Linked DNA regions of Homo sapiens: region 1 is linked to region 2. Evidence: read pairs that join two places in POLR2A ChIA-PET (ENCODE). Cell type or tissue: A673. All regions are shown on one strand. Links, peaks and the distances in the headings refer to the core of each region. The heading gives the core; the rest is flanking DNA. Region 1 overlaps SIPA1L2 (signal induced proliferation associated 1 like 2). Region 2 overlaps SIPA1L2 (signal induced proliferation associated 1 like 2).

Region 1 (5,378 bases), core at 79-5,078, 57 kb before region 2:
AGTAGCTGGGACTACAGACGCCCGCCATCACGCCCGGCTAATTTTTTTTTTTTTTTTTGGTATTTTTTAGTAGAGACGGGGTTTCACCGTGTTAGCCAGGATGGTCTCGATCTCCTGACCTTGTGATCCGCCCACCTTGGCCTCCCAAAGTGCTGGGATTACAGGTGTGAGCCACCGCGCCCGGCCAAATCTTGTTACTTCTTTAGGTTGATGTTCAGGCCCCTGAGTCCCACCATAGAGGCTGCTGTCACCTGGCCTCTACCAGTTCACTATCCCCACCTTGTGCCTTTTCCTCTGGATTGTTTGTGTTTGGGGGCTGCCATCCAGGCCTGCAGGCCTGTGTGTGTGGGGTATTGATGCCACGTTTTAATTTTGGCTGTATTCATCGGTGCATTGTTAGGTTAAGTGCCCTTTTGGGAAGTGAAATTGATACTGTTACCCATTCACAGATGTTGGGGTTTCTGGGATGCTCATAGAACCCTCTTCCTGCCCAAGCTTTGAAAAAGTTAAAAACCGTAAGGAAAGTGAAAGTAGAGGCCCACATAATCATTTATTATTGATAGAGGCAAGGTTGGAGGCCACAGCTTGTTGTGAAAACCAAATGGTCCTGCCAGCAGAGTCTCAGGATTAGGCCATTTAACTTACTGGGCCCAGGTGGCATGTTGCCTGCACGGTGGCCTGGTCCTTGAGCAGGAGGAGGCCGGGAATGAACCATTTTCTAATCAGATAAGTCCCTGCACTTCTCAGGAGTGGAAGAGTCCCAGAGTTAACTCATCGATCCCCTCACAGGCGAAGCGGGGAAGAAGCACTTCTCACTAACAGGCTTCTCAAAAACTCTTCTTCCCTGTAGTGATTGTTTCAATATTAATAAGAAGAAGCTGTTCTTTCTACAAATAGGTTAACTACTGGAAATTTAATAGAGTATTTATTTAATTCAAGGAGCTAAACATCTTACCCTTCCTTCATATGAACATTGATATTTAGAATATATTTATTGACAAAATGATAAAACAAGAAATATTTAACAGTTTATTTTTCTGTAAGCAATTCTAAATGTCTTATAATAGCATGAATAAATTCAGCAACCAAAGAATTATGTTAGGGTCCTTCCTTGTTGGTGATTTGGGGCCCAGTTCTGCTTTGATGGAGCTCTCCTGTGAAGTTAGTTTCAGCAGACGATGCCTCAGTGGCAGTGTGTGTTTGAAATTCGTTTCACATGTGGGAAACACATAGGGCAGTTTTCTTATAGCATGTGAGTGTTGGGGAGGCTTTTCTAGTGTGATGTTCTGTATGTTTTGTGTTGTTTCATGAGGGAAAATGGATTTGAGAGAGTGAGCGGTGAGCTAAGAGCATGCAGTATATTCAGGGTAAGCCTGAATTGGGCATCAGCAGAACCACTTCAAGACTAGCCCTTTGACTTTCCGGAATCCTGGTTAGTTTTAAGCTAGAACCTTCTTTTCTTTCTCCTCTTCTTTGTGTCTAGCCTCCACCCTCACCCCCATCTTCAGCTTAAAACCTCTTACAAATAGCATCCCAAAGGCATCATTCATGAGGCTGAACAGTTTTGAAAAGAGCAAGGGAAGTTACTCACTTTTTTCCCAGTGAGCTCTATGGGCAGTGGAACTCTAAGGTAATTGTCAACCATTGTGGAAAGCAATATTTTCATTTGGTTAACATATTTGGACCCATTCGATCCTCGGTACTAGCATTAGAAAGATGATTTCCATCTATTCCTAATGAAAATAGGTTTTATTTCTTTGAAACATTTAAAGGAACAAAAGCTTAAATTCCAAATATTCCTAAAACCCTAAAAAGGGTTTCATTTTCGAATGAGCATTGGAAGAAAATGGTCATTTGTAGCACAGACTCTACCTAAACATAGTCCACCATTCCCTCCCTATTGAAAGTTAGACAGTTCATATGAAAGTCAGGAATCTGAAATCCTCTTTGGTTGGGGGAGCACAAAAGATGACTTTTGCAGACCCAGAGCAGAGTTTGAGTCGGGTGGAATGAGATTAGTGTGCTGGGGGGAACGTCCGGACCCCTGGCCTTCTCTCCTTTGTGAGGAATGTGACAGCTGAAAGGAGTCAGAAGCCGCCCGGTGCAGCAGTGACAGCCCAGCAGTGACAGCCCAGCACAAAGGGTGGTGTGCTTTCCGACCTCTGGCCGCCCTTTGCTAGACCTTCAATTGTAGTTTGGGGCCCAGACTTTGCATTTTTCTCTTTTATGGCTTAATTTAATTTTATTTCAACCAGTTTATTAGAGTGAAGGCCTTCTTTGTTGCCCCGAGGCTTTGTGCCCATTGGACTGGAAATTAGATGAGCTGGGGGTAAGTATTCTTTGTATGCATGAGAGAGTTGGTGACTGGGAAGACACTGAGGGCCAGACCTCACTAGCCAGTGGACCAATGATTTCAACCTAGCAACATCACTTATTACTAAGGGAAGGGGCAGTTGAAAAGTGGTAAGCAAGGTAAGTCATCACTAGCAGCTAGCCACGGTTGTGTAGCTGTTCCTGTTCCTCCGAATGGGCACCTTGGCTGTGTTTCTTTTGTGCCCTCTCAAACTTGGCTCCATATTGGAATCACTGGGAGCATTGACAACAACAACAAAAACAGATGCCTGGGCCCCTGCAGAGCTTCTGGTTTAATTGGAATGGGTGCAGCCTGGGTGTGGGCGCTGCAGATCTTCAGGTGATGGTACAGTGTAGCCGCAGTGGAACACCACTGGCCTGCCTGAGACCTGAGGTGCTTGGGCATTACCTGCAGGCTTTATAAAAAAGTTAAATGGTGTTAGAATATTTCAGGGGAGGTTCTGATTAGATCTAAGAATAAGCATATGAAATTTAGAGACTAGGACTTTTTAGGGTTGTTGAACTGGAAAAACTTTGGTGGGAACAAGGGAGCTTATTGATTTTTAAAAAAAAAACTTAAAAAGAATAGCTAGAAAGAGGCTGGGTAAAGGGGCATTGAAATTGACTCCCTTAAGCACTGGTCCCAAGATATTTGTTTTTCCCAGAAGGAGAGTGAGGATGGAAACTAAAGAAATAAAAACTGTCTGGCCATAGCTACTCCAGACAGAGCGATGGCTGTGGGTGATGATGAGCATAAAATGAGGTGAGGGCAGGAGTCCCCGCCCTGGCTCCGCTCGGTGTTCACTCACGTCTCTCCTGTGTGCTCATCTTTGACACCAGCTCCTCTGACTCAACTTTTCCCCTTGTTTTTACTCTCTCCTTAGCACCAGCTGTTGATTTTTATTCCTTGCTTTTTCCCCACAGCCAGCTCTGCCCGTAGCAGCTCTACCACTGTCTCCTTTCCCCTCTGGTGGCAACGCTCTCCTTTGTTCATGTTTTACCTTCACTTCTTATGTTATCAGTTCCATGGAATCAGTAGGAGTCACACTCTACAAGCCTGTTCTAGTCCGACTGGGCAGATAGAGTGAGGTCATCTCACTCTATCTGGAGAGGAGACTGGAGGGGAGTGCTGAGGATGCTGCCAGGGTGGGGTTTTGAGATTTAATAGGGGGCTAAGGTCAGGCTTGTCGGAGACAGGTTAGAGATTACTAGAGGGTCAGAGGTCCCACCGCTTGGGCAGGAGGGCAGGAGCCAGCTGAGCAGGGCTGACTGAGGGGCCTGAGCTTGCCCTTGTGGCTTTGAGGCTGGGCCATTTAGACTGTGCCTGCCCAAGCAGGGTCTGCCCTGGATGTCCACGGAGTATAAAGAGGCCCCTTAGGTGAGGGCGGTACAACCATTTGCTGAAAGGTGACTTTTCTAAAGACCTGTTCCTACTTTGAATATTGCTTATTTGACACGATTTAAGTGGGATGTTTTAATTTTTATTTATTTATTTTTGTGTGTGCGTGTGTGTTACTGAGAATTTGTATCTTTTCATTTAATTTCAACAACTTGTTGGAAAATGCTGGCCACTCTGACTTCTAAGATACTTAGTGACATTTTATAGATAGTTTGGATTGTTTCTATGTAATCATTTGAACAAAACCATAACAAATCGTTTTATGAAAAGCACCCTGGAGATGGTAAATTCTGAAACCAAACTAAAATTGGTTTCAGAATTCTTATTCTGCGAGCTACATTTAAAAAAATGTAATGTCTCCAGATTAGGCCTTAAAATGAAGCGCCCCCATTAATATCCTGCTTATGTTCAGGAACATCTAGAAAAAGGTGTCAGTGCAGAAGCTGAAAGCACACAGCCCGTGCGTGCTGAGCGGGTTCCTCACCCCAGCCTTTCTCCCAGGCTGCAGAAAGGACTCAGGAAATGTGGCCCATCATTATTACTTATGCTTGTTAAACAGGAATTGACCAGATACCTCATTTTAACATTTTAAAGATATCTCTATGAGAGAGTTGAATATTTGACTTAGGACTTTTAGAAAAATATATATTATTGTTTTTCTTAAATGTGATGTTTTGTGTTTGTTGTAAATACGTGATACAATATGTAATAATTTATGCAGCCCTTGAACACGCTGTCTTCAGAGTCGTTTTGCAGCTGCTGTCTGAGTTTCCTAAGTCATTTGGATTTACTTGGGTGTGTTCAGCCCAGATAAAAATGTGGATCTACCTGAATGTGTCCAGCACCTGCACCACTATTAAAACCGAGAATTTCCTGAGGTCAGGAATTACAGGGAACTGATTCTCTTCATTACTTGGGACTAATTTCCCCTTCTTCCATTTTTCCAGTCGTACAGCAGAAGACTATGAAATAGAGGATTTAAGGAGAGAAGAAAAGGGCATTTTCACCTTTTTTTTTTTTTCCTGTGAACATTCGGAGAGGATAAACTGAAGCTTGAAATATTAGTGCTCATTTTAATTTTATATTAAATTAGTTTTATTACAAGTTTTCTAAGGTTCTTTATGGAAAGGTTAAAAAAGATTTGTTGTTGTTGTTGTTTAGTTCTAGAAAACCTGGCAGTTTACAAAGTTTTGGGGTAACAGTAAACTTTCCTTCCTTTGATTCACTAAGTTTTTCTTAGTCTTTCAATACCTGAGGGCCAGGAGTGTATAGACTACATGATAAATCAGTTTTTTATTTTATTTTCACATATAAACCAGAGTTAATTTGATTTAAGATCAACAGACTTGATTTATAAAAGAATACTTGTATTTTTAGATCTGAACATTTTAGGTGGCTACAATTTTACCCCAAATTAAGAACCTTTGCAAACCAAGTGGCAGGTGGTCTCATTCAGCTATACCAGTTGAGATGTGTTTACCTCTGGAGATGGAGTGAAAGAAATTGTATCTGGCAGATAGCGGAGGAAAATTGTCTTCATGGCTAATTATTCAGTGACTTCTATCTATGCAGCTTCCCATTTTAATTCTGACGGTAAGTGTCTGCAAATGTCTGTGCTAAATATTCC
Region 2 (5,378 bases), core at 117-5,116:
TGAAGGTTTGCAAAGAGGCTGTCATGGCAGAGGCTGGCTCAGTGAAATGAATACTCCAGTTTGAAGGTGCCACTTCATTGCCATCTTGCTTTCAGTGTTGGTGCTTTCTAGTTGAAGTTTTTTTGTTGTTGCTGTTGTTTTGAGATGGAGTTTCATTCTTGTCTCCCAGGCTGGAGTGCAGTGGCGTGACCTCGGCCCACTGCAACGTCCACCTCCCGGGTTCAAGTGATTCTCCTGCCTCAGCCTCTCGAGTAGCTGGGATTACAGGTGCCCACCACCACGCCCGGCTAAATTTTGTATTTTAAGTAGAGATGAGGTTTCACCATGTTGGCCAGGCTGGTTTCGAACTCCTGACCTCTTATGATCCACCCACCTCGGCCTCCCAAAATGCTGGGATTACAGGTGTGAGCCACCGTGCCCGGCCTTTATTTGAAGTTTTAACTTGCTGGGAGCTGGACACTATTTTACACGCTATACAGGCATTCGCATTGGGCACCATGCAGCTTTCTCCATACTGCAGGAACAAGTTAGACACAGACCTTTCATTTTTGTTTTGACCTTGTAGTCCACACAGAAGAAAAAATGCGTAATGAAAACTGGTAGAATGAAGCTCAGAGGAGCCAGATCTAGATTGACAGGTCACTGGGGGGCTCTCTGAAGTAAGAGGGCTGTCGTCAGACTCGTGGTAGAAAGAGGCTGGCCACAGGGTGCAGCTGGGATCCCAACTCTAGCTGGTTCTGGAGGGTGGGCCTGGGGGAATGGGGAGAGCACAGAATGAGAGAAGAGCTGCTCTCCAGGTCAGTTGTGTTTGCTCTTCTTGTACAACCTGCGTGAGATCCTCTCCTTTAAAACCTCAGTCTTCATGCATATTGGCCTGGTGATGCTCTGTACCAAATTTCTGAGGTAGTGGGCCCAGATCTACTCGGGGGAGTGCAGAATTGAAGGCAAAGATGCAGAAGGGGAAATCTCTTATTATGTCTTCTCCCGTCCTTGAAGATGTTCAGGTCATTTTCAGGGTTGTTTGACTTTTAGGAAACTACTTAATTTCTCTTGACCAAATGAAGTTTAAGTGATTTTGAGTGTTCTCGTTTGACCTTTGAGTGACAGACCCTTAGACTTTTTGCAGTTGTAAGTAGTAGGAAGGACTCAGATTGTTTCGCACCTCTCAAGGCCTTGCCTAAGGTGTCCACTAGTTACCAAGAAGCCCTAGATAAGACCCTACCCCAAGGGTTTCAACTGGCATCAGGTTAGACAGAGGAGTTGAGCTGCTTCACCTGCAGCGGTTTGTGTAGTTAGCCTGGTAGAAGGCTGGAGATTGTGAACCGAAGATGATGAATAAACAGATTTGCTGTTTGCTTGACGAGGAGACTCTGAGGAGAGGATTTTCATTCTGTGTTGCCACAAACAGAGCATGTGACTGCTACTTCCCCCAGCAATCAAAACAGGATTAAGAGGAGTAGAAAATAAGGTAGATAAAACTTGCATCTTGGGAATATTCGTCAGCTGTCTGAATAGGTAACAAAAATAGAAAAAAGAACATGATATTCTATATACGCTTGCAGGTTTAGATGCTGAGGTCAAATTTTGTCTTTGTCATTAGTGGTGAGTCAGCTCACCCACCCACTGTCACATTCTTGATGGTTGGGAAATTTTGAGCTCTCTACTCAAATTGTACCTTCATGTGATCATCAAATTATTGAAAGTTTTTCTTCTCAGTTATGTGTGTATACAAGCACATGTGTGTATAGTGGGGGAGGGGGGGTCACAAAACACTAAGCCTGGGGGACTTTAAGATTATATGAAGTAGGAATTAGCATAGAGATGGCAGCATTCTCTGTACCACTTCTCTTTGGATAATTTGAAACCAGTAATTTTACATAGGCCATTTGAGTGCCAGTGGTGAAAAGGTTTTAATGGAAAGTGGTGTTGGGGGACTCTGTGGAAAGGGAGCTGGTGCCATACAGAGTGAGTGCCTTCATGTGGAACGATGCTTTGAAAGGATCAGATATTGCGGAGGCACCAGGCATTCTTTCCCTCTGAGTCATTCTGGAGGTATAACCCCTGCTGAGGGCCAGTTACTGTTCTCTGTGTTGGAGAAGAGAAGTGGGTGTTTGTAGGGTTAGGAGACCTTCCTCATCTGCCCCATACCCCCTCTTCTCTTGTCTGACATGCCTGAGTGATTCTGGTGCATGCCCTCAACAGCCCCATGGCCTGCTGAGCTAGGTGTCAGCAGAAGATCCCCATCCTGGCCCCATCCTGGCCTGACCGTGATCCCACCTGTGCCAAAATGGAGATATTTCAGCTTTATTCTGCTGCCTTTGAAATTACTGAGACTTTTTGTTGTTTCTGTGTAACCAATGTTAATGAGGATTTGAACCTAGCATTTCCTCACTGATGGGGTAAGAACTTGCCTGGGAGATTGTCACAGATAACTTAAATAAATGATGTTTATTACAAAAAGGGTTACACTTAGGTTATTTTTGTCATTTAGGAAGTCTGTAATCAGTGAATGAAAAATGGACAAGCTTAAATATCATAGTTAGAGGTAGAAAGGTTATATGTAGATAGTTTAAGGATCATGAATGAACAATAATAACTGTGGAACACATTTGCGTATGGGAGGCACTATTCTAAGCCTTACCTGCCTCAGCTCATTTAATCCCCACAGCAGTCCTGTGAGTTAGGTCCTATTAATTCTCCATTTTACAGATGAGAGAATCGAGGCTCACAAAGGTTAGCTAACTTGCATGTCTACACATGGTCTAGTAAGTAGAGCTGTGGTTCTGACCTTGGCGTCTGACTCCACAGCCCATCTGTGCTACTAGCCATTATTACACCATTGCTCCTGCTAAACAAGGGTGACGGACACAAAACCAAAGCTTCAGGGATTTTTAAATTAAGAAAATTTATCATTTTCCTATTTTGTGAAGTATTCCTTGTTGCTTCATTTTTTTTTTATCTTTTGAATTTTAGTATATTTTTAATGTGGGCACTATAAAGCGATGTATTGCTACTATTGTTCTTCTTAAGCAACTCTGATGTTTTGCTGTTATACTATTGGTTTAGTTGCATACTTATGTACATAGGAATATTTCTTAATTTTATTGATCAGAATTTCTTGTTCCAAGAAGTAGGACATTCTGTATTTACAAATTGCTTGGTCCCACCAAATTAATACATAATGTAATTATTATTATTTATTTATTTTTGAGACAGGGTCTCACGTTGTCACCCAGGCTGGAGTGCAGTGGCACAATCACAGTTCACTGTAGCCTCAACCTCCCAGGTCTCAGGTGATCCTCCCACCTCAGCCTCCCAAGTAACTGAGACTACAGATGCAAACCACCACACCTGGCTAATTTTTCTATTTCTTGTACAAACAGGGTTTCACCATGTTGCCTAGGCTGGTCTCGAATTCCTGAGCTTCAGCGATCCACCTGCTGTGGCCTCCCAAAGTGCTAAGATTATAGACGTGAGCCACCGTGCTTGGCCCATAATGTAATTACGACATGATGTGGTATAGAAAAGAATAGTTCCAAATTAAAGCACATTCTTTGAGATAAAACATCTTCAGCCATAAGACATCCCAAATATTTGGACACAAGAGAAATTGGTTTTTGACTCTTTATCACCTCAACTACTCCTCCTGTCAGTCGTCTTATTTTTTTTTAGGCAGAAGAACTTTTTATTTATTACTTATATAGTGAAATCATCCATAGCAATATTGCAGTTACAAGAGAAAAAGAAGGAGCTTATTAGACTTAGAACTTCTGTCGTTTTGTTTGTTTGTTTTATTTTTCATTTTTGGAGAACTCTTTTTCACCAGTCCGTTGACAGATTTTTAATGATGGTGTAGGCTGGCTTTCATTTCAGCCTAAAGGCTTCTTTATTTGGTGGGCTGATTTCTCTCAGTCCCTGGGCTTTGCATCACTGGTGTCACATACCATCTGAAACAGGGTGAGAAGAAAGTAGTTCCTCATAAGCAATGATTCAAGAGGCCAGGAGAGTGGTTGGTTGGGACCCTTACGGCTAGAATATAGTTTTGAGCATCTCTGAATTCCCAGGCCTTAAGTTAGATTCCCTCCAGTTTTCCTTAAAGGTGTTTTGCCTGTGAAAACCATCTACATACACCAGACATTGGTAAGAATATTCTGCTTCATGGTTACTGAGATGAGGCTGCATTGCCAAAAGAGAGTGAAGGATTTCGGGAGAGAGGCGAGAGATGCCTCAGGCCCAAGCTGGAATGGGATAACCTGACTTTTAGATAACATAGACTTGTTTTCGCCCTTTCCCAGCTCCTGCGCTCTCAGATCTGTCGTGCTTCCTTGGTCTCCTTGTCTCTGACCTAGCAGCCAAATCTCTTCTCACCAGATTCCTTGGCAGGTCCTCAGTATGCCTTCCCAGGCAGTGTGTGCCCTTTGCTCTGTCAACCACTGGAATCCAAGTTTCAGAGAATTCTCACCTGTTTTAGCTACAGAACATATCCCTAAGGAGAAAGTCACTTGAGACTCTAACATTTCTAACTTTGATGGAACATTAAATCTCTTTTATGAGCAGTCTGCCTCACTTATATTTCTGTTTTAATATGTAAAAAATCAGTAGGCCTAATAAAAATGACTAATGCCAATTTTTTGTTGCTTTTCAACATTCATAATACATACCTCACAAAGTAACTTGTTAAAAGACATCAATGATAGAGTACAGAATTCCTTACTGTGAGGCACGGTGCATTTGATGTGAACTGAATGTCTGGCATTCAGTTGCATTTGGACATAGGCTCATGGTATATATTCATATTCAAGTTAAATGTAATTTCTTTAGATGTGTAGCAATTAATATTAATAATGACTTGGCAGATTATTCTTTTAGAACCTGGGATAGCATTTGTAACTGAAAACTTTTCTAGAGAATTTTACTTTTCTTTTTGCTTAATTTCTAGACATTTGGCTTGAGAAAACTGCGATTTTGGTTTTGTAGTGAAACCATTTTGCCAATGAAGAACATTAAAATTCCGGCTTCTGTTTGTGTCATATTTCAGACTAAAGACATTTTACAATCAAACCAGGAACATGTGAAAATAGAGATTTATAATGGAAATGTTGATTCAATTTGAGCTGAAGCCAGACATTCATGAAGGAAAATTAGATTAAACAGTAGATGTTTAGAGAGACTTTAAATTATGACAGCTTTAAAAAAAAACATATGTTGTGGATGTTTCTTAGGCATACGCGTACTTTCTCTGGCAGACTGGGAACCTAGCTCCTTGATGTTTCAGCCGTTTATTAAATTCCCTTTTATCTTTCTTTGGACTAGTGGACTCAGAACTTACACAGCTTAGAGTCTGGTGATTGGGAATTGTATCTTGTACATTACTGTAG

What was found. Peaks named below come from ENCODE experiments on the same cell type or tissue, not always from the same donor. Only the 100,000 strongest peaks of a DNase experiment are listed, where the experiment ranks them.
Region 1: POLR2A ChIA-PET joins it to region 2 with 14 read pairs; 5 of 35 experiments call an interaction of 5 or more read pairs at or near these places.

Annotation. Positions count from the first base shown.
Region 1 is chr1:232,592,204-232,597,581 of GRCh38, reverse strand. The region is part of intron 1 of SIPA1L2 (signal induced proliferation associated 1 like 2); the gene reads left to right. Among named protein-coding and RNA genes, the nearest start is that of SIPA1L2, 35 kb to the left of the region's middle. In A673, for the core only: no CTCF peak of the experiment used is centred there; no DNase peak of the experiment used is centred there.
Region 2 is chr1:232,535,068-232,540,445 of GRCh38, reverse strand. All of the region lies in intron 2 of SIPA1L2 (signal induced proliferation associated 1 like 2), which reads left to right. Among named protein-coding and RNA genes, the nearest start is that of SIPA1L2, 92 kb to the left of the region's middle. In A673, for the core only: no CTCF peak of the experiment used is centred there; a DNase peak (open chromatin) is centred at 2,015.